2 separate regions of the Homo sapiens genome follow, and region 1 is linked to region 2. Evidence: chromatin contacts called from ENCODE Hi-C or POLR2A ChIA-PET data. All regions are on one chromosome and are shown on one strand. Each heading gives the region's core, a stretch centred on a gene start or an enhancer-like site at or near the end of the contact. The rest is flanking DNA. Distances are from core to core; before and after follow the strand shown. Region 1 holds the start of FRMD5 (FERM domain containing 5). Region 2 holds the start of TRIM69 (tripartite motif containing 69).

Region 1 (4,919 bases), core at 1,035-3,534, 540 kb after region 2:
ACATGCCACCATGCCCGGCTCATTTTTGTATTTTCAGTAGAGACAGGGTTTCACCATGATGGCCAGGCTGGTCTTGAACTCCTGACCTCGTGATCCACCCACCTCGGCCTCCTAAAGTACTGGGATTACAGGTGTGAGCCACTGCGCCCAGCCTGAAATATTTCATTATCTTCTTACAGCTACATAACAAAGCTGAGCTTTGTAGAATATCACTTTGGCATATTAATAATTTTACTTGTCTCCAAGATCTTCCTGAAATTTTGAGTTTCTTCACAGGTCTTCTTCCTCTGGGATTTAAGTGCTGTAGAACACCTGTCAATTCCATTTACTTCAGTTCATCAATTTTTTTTTTTTTAGACCGAGTCTTGCTCTGTTGCCCAGGCTGGAGTGCAGTGGCACAATCTCAGCTCACTGCAATCTCTACCTCCCGGGTTCCAGCGATTCTCCTGCCTCAGCCTCCCCAGTAGCTGGGACCACGGGCGCATGCCACCACACCCGGCTAATTTTTGTATTCAGTTCAACACTTATTGAATACCTATTATGTTTCAGGCATCAGACTACCTGCTGAAGCTACAAAGTAGTGGAGCGCATGCCTGGTTTTATGCCTGGAACACTTGACTTACTAGTTCTAGACTCATAACTAACTCCATCCAAATTGCATTGAAAAGAGAATCCTGCTCCTATGGCTATTAAATGCCACAAAGGAGAATGCAACCAATTAAGAGCAGTCCAGGTTACTAAGGTGATAGAAAGAAAAAGGGGGAGGGAGAGGGGGAGGAAGAGAGAGAGAGAGAGAGAGAGAAAGAGAGAGAGAGAGAGAGAATGAAAGAGAATGAATCTCCCCATGCAAAAAAAAAAAAAAAAATTGGGGAAAATATTGGAATCCAAAGACACTAGGGAAGAAGCATACTTTAAAGGCGGGATAGTTTTCTAGGCTAATGTAGAGTTTCATTTTTGTTACACATTATACCTATAAACAAGAACAGTGCAAATGAAAGTAATAGGAAATTATGCCTATTTCATTATTTTAAATTAATATATTTATTACAGCATTAATGTTCTATGTTGACACGATTATTTTTTTTTTTTGAGACGGTGGCTTGCTCTTGTCCCCCAGGCTGGAGTGCAATGGCCGTGATCTTGGTTCACTGCAACCTCTGCCTCCTGGGTTCAAGCGATTCTCCTGCCTCAGCCTCCCGAGTAGCTGGGATTACAGGTGCGTGCTACCATGCACGGCTAATTTTTTTGTATTTTTAGTAGAGACGGGGATTCACCATGTTGGTCAGGCTGGTTTCGAACTCCTGACATCAGGTGATCCGCCCGCCTCGGCCTCCCAAAGTGCTGGGATTACAGGCTTGAGCCACTGCGCCCGGCCGACATAATTATTTTATAACATTTCCTCACATCAAAAATCTTTGAGGGAGAATATCTCTTATTGAAGTTCTGGTAAAAAACCTTGAAGTCTGTAAATTTGGGGTGACAAAGAGAAGGAGACAATTCTTTGTGATGTATACCTCCTGACATACTATGTTGTTCTATTGAGAAAGTCTGAAGACATAATTTCCAGTTCTAAAAGTGCAAGGAGAAGATTCATTGCTTCCTCTGCTCCCTACCAGCTGAAGGAGCAGTCTCCTTTTGTCTTCTGAAATAAAAAGGAGGCAAAGGGTGTTAGAGTGGAGGGTTTTTTAGGGGATTAAACCTGGGTACTTCAGAACCTCTGAGGTCCCTTTAGCTTTTATTTAAGTAGCTCCTGTTTCCCAAAATAAGAGGGCTGGAGCACAGAGGCCAGACGGGCCAACTTAGGGTACAGCACAGGTCGGGGGCAGTCGCCCTATCTGGAGCGAGAGGTATCCGCATTCTGCAGGTGCAGGGACTGTGATCCAGCACCCTGCCGCCTCCTCGCTCCGGCTCCCAAGAGGGCGGGAACCGCGGTGTTGCAGGGTGCGAGGCTTGGCTTCGGAAACGCAGATCAAGTGTATTTCAGGCGGCAGACATCAATCCAGTTGGGTGCTCACACCTGGCCCGGGGGAGGGGAAACAGCATCCATAGGAACCACGGGGCGGAGAGGAACCCCTCGTTTGGGACGCTAGAGGGCTGCTCCGGCTTGACTAGGTCCGACTGCTTTTCTGTGATTGCTTCTTTATCCCGCCCATCATCCCAGTACTCTATCTCGATTGGCTTTTCGGTCTGCCACTCGGTTCCGCCGCGCTGACCCCCATTGGCCCCCTCCAGTTGAGGCCCCGCCCCGCGAGCTGGGCACGGGCACTGGGGCGCCGAGGAGACAGAGCCCGGCGCTTGATCTGGGCTGGGGGGAGGCGGTGGCGGCTGAGGGAAGGAGGAGGATAAGGAGGAGGAACGAGGCCAGCAGGAGGCAACGGCAGCGACGGGGCCGGGGTGATGGTGCAGGTGCCTGGGGTCGGTGCGGAGCTGCCGGGCTGAGGGACGCCTGGTCCAGGGTCCGCAGCGCCGCCGCGTCGCTCCCGGGCGGGCGGGCGGGAAGATGCTGAGCAGGTTGATGAGCGGCAGCAGCAGGAGCCTGGAGCGCGAGTACAGCTGCACCGTGCGGCTGCTGGACGACAGCGAGTACACCTGCACCATCCAGGTCAGCGCCGCGCCGCCCCGCCCCGCCCGCGGGACCCCCTTGTCCCCCAAGTCTGGTCAACTTGGCCGGCGGCGGCCGCCGCCCAGGGGTCGCCCCAGCCCCAGCGCCGTGCTTTGTCCGTTCCTGGTTGCGGCGGACCGCCCTAGTGCAGGGCGTCTTCACCGGAGCCCCTGCCGGAGCCCTGGCACCCGGTGTGTCACCGCCGCCGCGGGGCGAGTCTCCGCGTCCCACACCCCTAAGTCCTACCCTGCTCTCCCTGGGTGAGGGCGCCCCGTCCTGGTTCCTCGAGCCCGCCCGAGTAAGGTGCACCTTTCCGGGGCGCCCGGAGGGAGGCGGGTAGGGCGGTAGGCTCCTAGCCCGGCCGCCCCGTCGGGGGCGCAGGCTTTGGCTCTCTGCCCGGGCAAGGACGTATGGCTGGCTTTTCTTATCTTTCTTGGGTTGGAAGGATAATGGTTTATGTCATAATTCCTCCCCCCACCATTTGTGAGTCAGAGCTTTCAGAAGGTAGAACTGAACGCGCAGCCCATGCGGAGTGGCCTATTGAAGGAAGCCCAGTCCTCTGGGTTTTAGAGATTTAGGCCCCCTCCCGCCTTTTGATCCCCAAATTTTATTGTGTTGGGCGGTTCTAGGGGACGTGAGGTAAAGATTTAGCAACAAGTCCCAGCGATTTGGGGCTTGGAAGTGGCCAGGAAGAATCGGCGACTTAGGAAAAACGCCAACAATACGGTAATGCTCAACAGCATTTCTTTCAGAACCTGGTATTTTTGAAGGGATTTTTACAACCTCTTGCTCATGTTCCTTCGCTACTGCTGTGTGCACGTCAGGAGTAGTAGTCTTTCCCGGGAATGCAGTCACAGCCCTCTCTCCTCCCTTATGAAAAAGTCAGAGATTGAAAACATTGACAATGCTCCCGTGTTTAGTTCATCAGCCAGGAGGATCCTGCGCTCATCGCCGGAAGCTGCTCTTTGTGGAGAAGCTAATTGAGCTGGACCCAGAGGGGTCTCACCTGATCCTTTGCCTTTGCAGCAGGAAAACAGGAGGAGGCTTCTGGCTCAGATGTGACAGACAAAAACTGTCGGCCTGGGTCCTACCCTCAGTGTCTTCTTGCCCCCCGCCTCCTTATTTATTTATTTTTGCTGACAGTGCTCAATCGCGGAAAATAGCGGTGTGTGAGAAAGACACTGGGTAGTGTATGAGAGCAGCTGGTCTCTGCTGACTCCGTGCTCAGTTCAGCCTTCTCCTCACTTTCCCTTTTCTCCCTCCCCTCGAAACCAGCTCTGGGCATAAGTGCTGACTGCTGCCAAAGATCCATGAGGGTAGAGAAAGAGCACAAAATCTCTTTTTAAGGCTACTTAAATACAGACTAAGCAGTCATAAAGATGCTAGCCATCAAGTGAAAGGATTTTTGTAGTTGAATATGATAGAGAGATGCTCTGTATTATTTCCTTGCTGAATGAGTGGAATACTACTTTTTGTTCCTATTGTATCATTGTGCCATGTCCAGTTTTTTTTTGCTTTTTTTGTTTTGCTGGGGTATGAGAATACATTGAGTTGATATCTTCACCATTTGAGTATATTGTCTAGAGCTTTTTAAAAGTCTTTATCCTTTTGTTTTAAAATTTAAAGCATTTATCCAATAGCATATCAAGGGGAGTGTGAGATTTAGACTTTATAAGTCCTAAGAATACTTTTGGGGTATGTGAAATAATTTCCGAGGCAGGTCATTAACTTTTGCCAAGGTGTAGAATACAAATAAAACACAATTCACATCACCATTTCGCTAGAAATGATTGTTAACCTTGTGGTTTTAAAGTATTGCAGTGAGGCAAATAGTTATTTTTTTCCCAGTTAGTGGAACCTTTGAGGTTGCTTGATTGGTATTATAATTGTGGGTAGTTTTTATTACCATTTAGAAAAAAAATATTTTTGAGTTAAATAGGACTTATTGGATTTGTGCTTGCTATATCCCACTATAGCTGTACTTATTTTCCTACTGCTCTCATTTTACATTATTACAATTTAATTTTATAAAATATCTAGGCCACCTAAAAAATTAAGCTTGGTGTAATATGGCCACACTGTAGTAAGTGTCCACTGTCTAGACATGTTAATGATTGTGCATTGTGATTTTTGCATGGAATCTAAAGAACACAGGGATTGTTAAGTATATGTAATGTTGTCATTCTTTGGCATCACTTTGGCGAATTGCTTTTGTTTTTACCCATGTGAGGAAATGTAGCAAAAAGACAGTATCTTATATGAAATTAACATTTTCTGCATGTAGCTTTTTTGAACATTTAGAAATTGAGCTTTTCTT
Region 2 (5,478 bases), core at 42-2,541:
AAACTTTGATGGGCAGTTTTTATGAAGAATTAACTTTGAGAGCAGAAAAATACAGTTCATCCACAGAGACAAACTATATAGCACAGCCAGCTTAAACCTAAGAGCAAGACACACTCCTGCTTCACGAGTCAAGCCATTTGCACATAAGAAGGCAAGATTCTGAACTTTCTGACTTCTTGGAGCTTCCCAGAGTTGAAAGAAATTTTAAGCCATTTAATTCACTCCTTTCCAACCTCTGCCTGAACATCTGAAGTAATGGGAAACTCACTATCACACAAACAATTTTTTTACTATTATGGAAAAGTGTCTATTTTCACTGACTTGGCCTTAAAGTAATAAGAATATAGTAGGTTTAGGCAATAGTGTTTATTTTTGCCCTAGAAATTATAAACAAAATGCTTATAGCCCTGTTTGCTTCAATAGCTAAGCACAGAGATGAGTAGCAGCAAACCTAAAGGTCCTATGATAGAGGAAATTAGAAACTGATCTTAATGATTAATATAATGAAATTAAACTTTATAAGAAGTGGAAACTAGTGGAAATGGATGATAACTCAGGATTCAAGGGCCCCTGAAAAACCCTTAGTGAGTTTTTCAAGCTTTCATGTAGTAAATAACCATTTTCTTTTGTTTGACAATCAGGAAAACACTAAGTTCAGAAGAACATAACTTCCTTTATTTTAGCTCTGAAGAGGTCTTAAAGGAAGAATTCAATTAAAAATGTTTACTATCTAAGTATCAACTCTGCCTTAAATATAAAATAATCAAATGTGAAGGTATTGTAAGCAAACCAAGTTATACATAATAATTTTTAAATCTAAAATAAAATGATTACATTGATAATGAAAGTAAATTGTATATAGTATATAGTTTATTTTTTCTCAAAATGTTTTGGTGGATTTCATTACTTTCCTACCAGCTTCTCTAGTATAAATTATCAGTTATTCCAAGGCTTGGAGAGAGTATAGTAGCTACCAGCTGTCACAAGTTAAATACTTCCCTTCATGAATTTCCTTTTGTGCTCCTAAATCCATATCCTCTTCTATGATCCTGTTTTCCACACTATTCCTAGAAGCCCTGCTAAGTTAAAAAAAAAAAGGGTCACTCACCTCCATGAAGCTTCAGCCCACCAAGGGGCAGAGGCAGGCACTTGAATCAGAGCTCAGCAGGCCCAGGATGGCTGCAGACTGGGAGTCAGGGACCTTTTAGTTTTCAAGGAATGGGCTCAGAGCATGATGGAAGAAAGAAAAGTTCAGGAGCTGGAGAGAAGCAGCAAGGCCAGAGTGAGGTCTGGCAGATTCCGTGACAGTTTGTCAGTTAACTTTGATCATCATTTGCTTAAGAGAAAGAGAAACCCTCATTAGAATACCCTACCTGCCCAACTTTTCTTTTGTAGGAGACAAGGGCAGCTCATTTAGATTCGAGTTAGTGGTCTAATCTTAAGGTTCATAGCTCCCCATTTCTGGACTAAGGATGCTCTATGAAAGAGGAAATACACGTCAGCAGCAGCCTATATTAAGCCTAACTCATGAAAAATAACCACCTCACCCCTGTTCATGATCCCATCACACCATCAAGACACCAGCTGAGTGGCTTTAATAGAGAGCTAGTTCACCTCTCATATTCCAATGAAGCAGCCCTGATTTTATCTCTGAGACAGTAACACAGGCCTGGGAAACACCAGGCCCTAAGAAAGCAGGATGAAAAAAGCTTCATTTCATACAGCTTTCTTCAGCAGTTTTAGCTCGCAGAGAGATGTACCAACACTGTGCTCCTGAGTGACTTATAAAGAGCCACCACAGAGCCAAACAGTTTTTCTTACAGTAGTTCCTCTAACTCAATATGATTTCTTGCACGTCTAGCTCCTGCCTAGCTGTCCAGACTTAATGACCACAGCTCTTTCCCCAGTGTTTGGGATCGCCCAAATATGTCACGCTTCTGCAGCTTTGTATATGTTGTCCCTTCGGATGGGAGTTTCCCTTCCCCCACACCCCCGTCATTATCTCTTTACTAAACTCTTCCCTAACCACCCCCTCATCCCCAAACCAAGCTTTACCCACTTCCCTGTCTCTTGTAGAAGATATTTTGCTGGCTCTATACCAGAGGTTACCAACCTCAGCCCTATTGATATTTTGGGCCTGCTAAGTCTTACGTTAGAGGGGCTGTCCTGTGAATTTTAGGATATTTAGCAGTGTCCCTGGCGTTTACACACTAGATGCCTGTAGCCACCCCCCCCCCACCAAACCCAGTCATAACAAAAATGTCTCCAGTCATTGCCAAATGTCTCCTGGGGGCAGGGGTTGGAATCACTCCCCAGTTGAGAAACACAGCTTTACTCCCTTCCTTCCTTCCTTCCTTCCTTCCTTCCTTCCTTCCTTCTTTCCTTCCTTCCTTCCTTCCTTCCTTCTTTCCTCTTTCTTTTTTTCTTTCTCTTTCTTTCTTTCTCTCTCTTTCTGTTTTCTTTCTCCCTTTCTTTCTCTCTCTGTTTCTTTCTCTTTCTTCCTTTCTTTTTCCTCTTTCTTTCTCTCTTGCTCTCTTTCTTTCTTTCTCCCTTTCTTTCTCTTTCTCTTTCTTTCCTTCTTTTCTTTTCTTTTTTCTTTTCTTTCTGACAGGGTCTCACTATGTTGCCTAGGCTGATCTCAAATTTCTGAGCTCAAGCTGTCCTCCCACCTCAGCCTCACAAAGTGCTAGGATTACAGGTGTGAGCAACACCACGCCTGGCCTAGTTTTACACATTTCTATAGCACCCTAGATCTTTGTACACGTGGCTTTAACAGAGTGTATTCTAATTGTTTGATTGCATGTCTGCCCCTCCACTAAGTTGTGAACAAACCACAGGATAGGTAGTACTGTATCTTGCTCACCTTGGCAATACATGGCATTTGTTAGATCAAAACCTTTGTCAGATAAATGTCTATGAAATGCTGGTGATCACTTAGTCAAAAAAGTAATTTTGTTTCATCTTGATTGTTTTTGTTGTTGGCTAAAACATTTGACAATGCTTAGTATAGCTGATTTTACTAAAGCCAGCGCCTGCACATTTTTGAACCTTTAGCCTAGGGGTAAGAGTACTGGCCTAGAAGATGGAAGCCTTGTCTCTCACCACCAGAGCACTGAATAGCCTTAGCTAAGACATTTAACTCCTATGGGTGTCAGTTCCTCCTTCTTTAAAATGTGAATTCCTAAGACCCCCTTCTGTCTCTAGAAGCCTGTGATTCCAAATCCTATGTAGCAAGAAGTCTCAATCTTCACAAAGAGTACTTCAAGTCTTTTTTTCACTATTTAAAAACAGTGTCCAGGCATGGTGGCTCATGCCTGTAATCTCAGCACTTTGGGGGGCCAAGGTGGGAGGATCACCTGAGCCCAGGAGTTCAAGACCAGCCTGGGCAAGATGGCGAGACCCTGTCCCTACAAAAAATTTAAAAATTAGCCAGGCATGTTGGCACGTGCCTGTGGTGCCAGCTACTCAGGAGGCTGAGGTGGGAGGATCATTTGCGCCCAGGAGGTCGAGGCTGCAGTAAGCCATGATCATATCCCTGCACTCCAGCATGGTTGACAGAGTAAGACCTTGTCTCAAAAAATAAAAATAAAAAATAAAAAAATTCCATTGCTGTAAACGAGACCCAGAGTGATGGTTAATTTTGTATGTCAACCTGACTAATATACCCAGTATAAAAGTTGCTTAAGCAAGAATGAAATTTATTTCTCTCTTAAGTAAAAGTCCAAACTTCTATAGTGGCTCTGGTTTGCAAAGTTGTCAGTCTCCCAAATTCCTTCTCTCTACTTTGTTAACACAGAACTCACAACATCCATAAATTTGGAGAGGAGACTTTATTTCTTATAAAGCGTTAAAGGCCTGCAAGGTGGCCATCCCACAGGCCAGGAAGTACAATCTCTGGCAAAGACCAGAGACAGGCACTTCAAAGGAGGAGCAGGGGTAGGAACTTGATGCTGAATAGGTTGGCTAAACATACATATTCAACAGGTTACAGGAGGAGCTATGAATAATTATGAAGGTCATCCTGACTCATGCTTATTGAACAAACATGCATGTAACATACAACCCATGTTCACTTTGAGGTGGAGACTTAACTCTTTTTGTTGTTGTTATTGTTTGTTTTTTGTTTTTCGCGACGGAGTCTTACTCTGTCACCCAGACTGGAGTGCAGTGGCGCCATCTCAGCTCACTGCAATCTCTGCCTCTGAGGTTCAAATGATTCTCCTTCCTCAGTCTCCCAAGTAGCTGGGATTACAGGCGTGCACCACCACACTCAGCTAATTTTGTATTTTTAGTAGAGACGGGGTTTTGCCATGTTGGCCAGGCTGGTCTCAAACTCCTGACCTCAAGTGATTCACCCACCTCAGCCTCCCAAAGTGCTGGGATTACAGGCGTGAGCCACCACGCCAGGCCTAAGGTGGAGACTTAACACTTAAATGCATAACAATTAGACCCTATAAGTCAAAATGCCTGTTCAGGACAGGAAGGAACAAGGGTGCTTAGCCTCTATAAACTGGCCAGAACCAGCCCATAGTCAGTGGTCTTCTTATCAAGAGAAAGTGGCTGGGTGCGGTGGCTCACGCCTGTAATCCCAGCCCTTTGGGGGGCCGAGGCAGGCAGGTCACAAGGTCAGGAGATGGAGACCATCATGGCTAACACGGTGAAACCCCATCTCTACTAAAAATACAAAAAAATTAGCGGGGCGTGGTGGTGGGTGCCTGTAGTCCCAGCTACTTGGGAGGCTGAGGCAGGAGAATGGCATGAACCCAGAAGACAGAGCTCACAGTGAGCCGAGATCGGGCCACTGCACTGCAGCCTGGGCGACAGAGCAAGACTCTGACTCAAAAAAAAAAAAAAAAAAAAATTGCTTATCTCAGCTGGTGCTTGTTTAGCTGCTAAACAAAAAGAAAAACTGACAGGGCAGAACTCCGTCTCAAAAAATAAATAAATAAATAAATAAATAGAAAATCTTGTGGCAGTTAGAACATAGTTTATTCTTTAAGTGTAGGAGTGCATGACATAACACTTGCCTGGCATGACCTTAGATCTTACGAATAATTTGTTATTGCCACAAAGGGTCTATTCTGTCAGCCTTATGATCTTTATTTTGACATTAATGCTGGTCAGTTGTTGTGTCTAAACCATAAAAGAGACGGAGATATAATGAAGCGTGTCTGACCTCCCATCCCGTCATGGCCAGGAACTCAGTTTTAAGGTTTTTCTGGGGTCACTTTGGTCAAGAGGGGTTCCATTCAGTCAATTAGGGGGCTTAGGATTTTAGTTTACAACTTACTTCACCATCTCTAGGGTGTTGTCTTTATTTATGTGGTCCAGAATGTCCACATGTGGCCAACTAAAAATTGATGACTATAAGAAAGGGAAAGTTGCTTTAAGGACGACCCCAGTATCTGGCACACTCTGGCAACTGAAGTCCAGAGCTGAAGCATAAAACCAAAGGAAACAAAAAGCAGTCTCAGAGCA

The links. A loop is a pair of places that touch in the nucleus more often than their neighbours do. ChIA-PET counts read pairs that join two places held with the same protein, here RNA polymerase II (POLR2A). Pooled maps may share reads with other maps.
Region 1: a pooled map shows a loop between it and region 2 (2.3-fold over the local background). The contact joins the promoter of FRMD5 here to the promoter of TRIM69 in region 2. A Hi-C loop is called at or near these places in 3 of 50 pooled maps. POLR2A ChIA-PET finds 5 or more read pairs at or near these places in 3 of 52 experiments (HEK293T, PC-9 and activated B cell).

The regions. Positions count from the first base shown.
Region 1 is chr15:44,192,636-44,197,554 of GRCh38, reverse strand. It overlaps FRMD5 (FERM domain containing 5), which reads left to right and starts at 2,284. Exons shown (of 14, transcript NM_032892.5): 1 at 2,284-2,602. The coding sequence starts at 2,501. RefSeq lists silencers at 264-499, 2,734-2,783, 2,894-2,953 and enhancers at 1,784-1,883, 1,399-1,898, 1,899-2,400.
Region 2 is chr15:44,732,341-44,737,818 of GRCh38, reverse strand. TRIM69 (tripartite motif containing 69) reads right to left here and starts at 1,291. Exons shown (of 7, transcript NM_182985.5): 1 at 1,109-1,291. The coding sequence starts at 1,114. It also overlaps the pseudogene RNF4BP.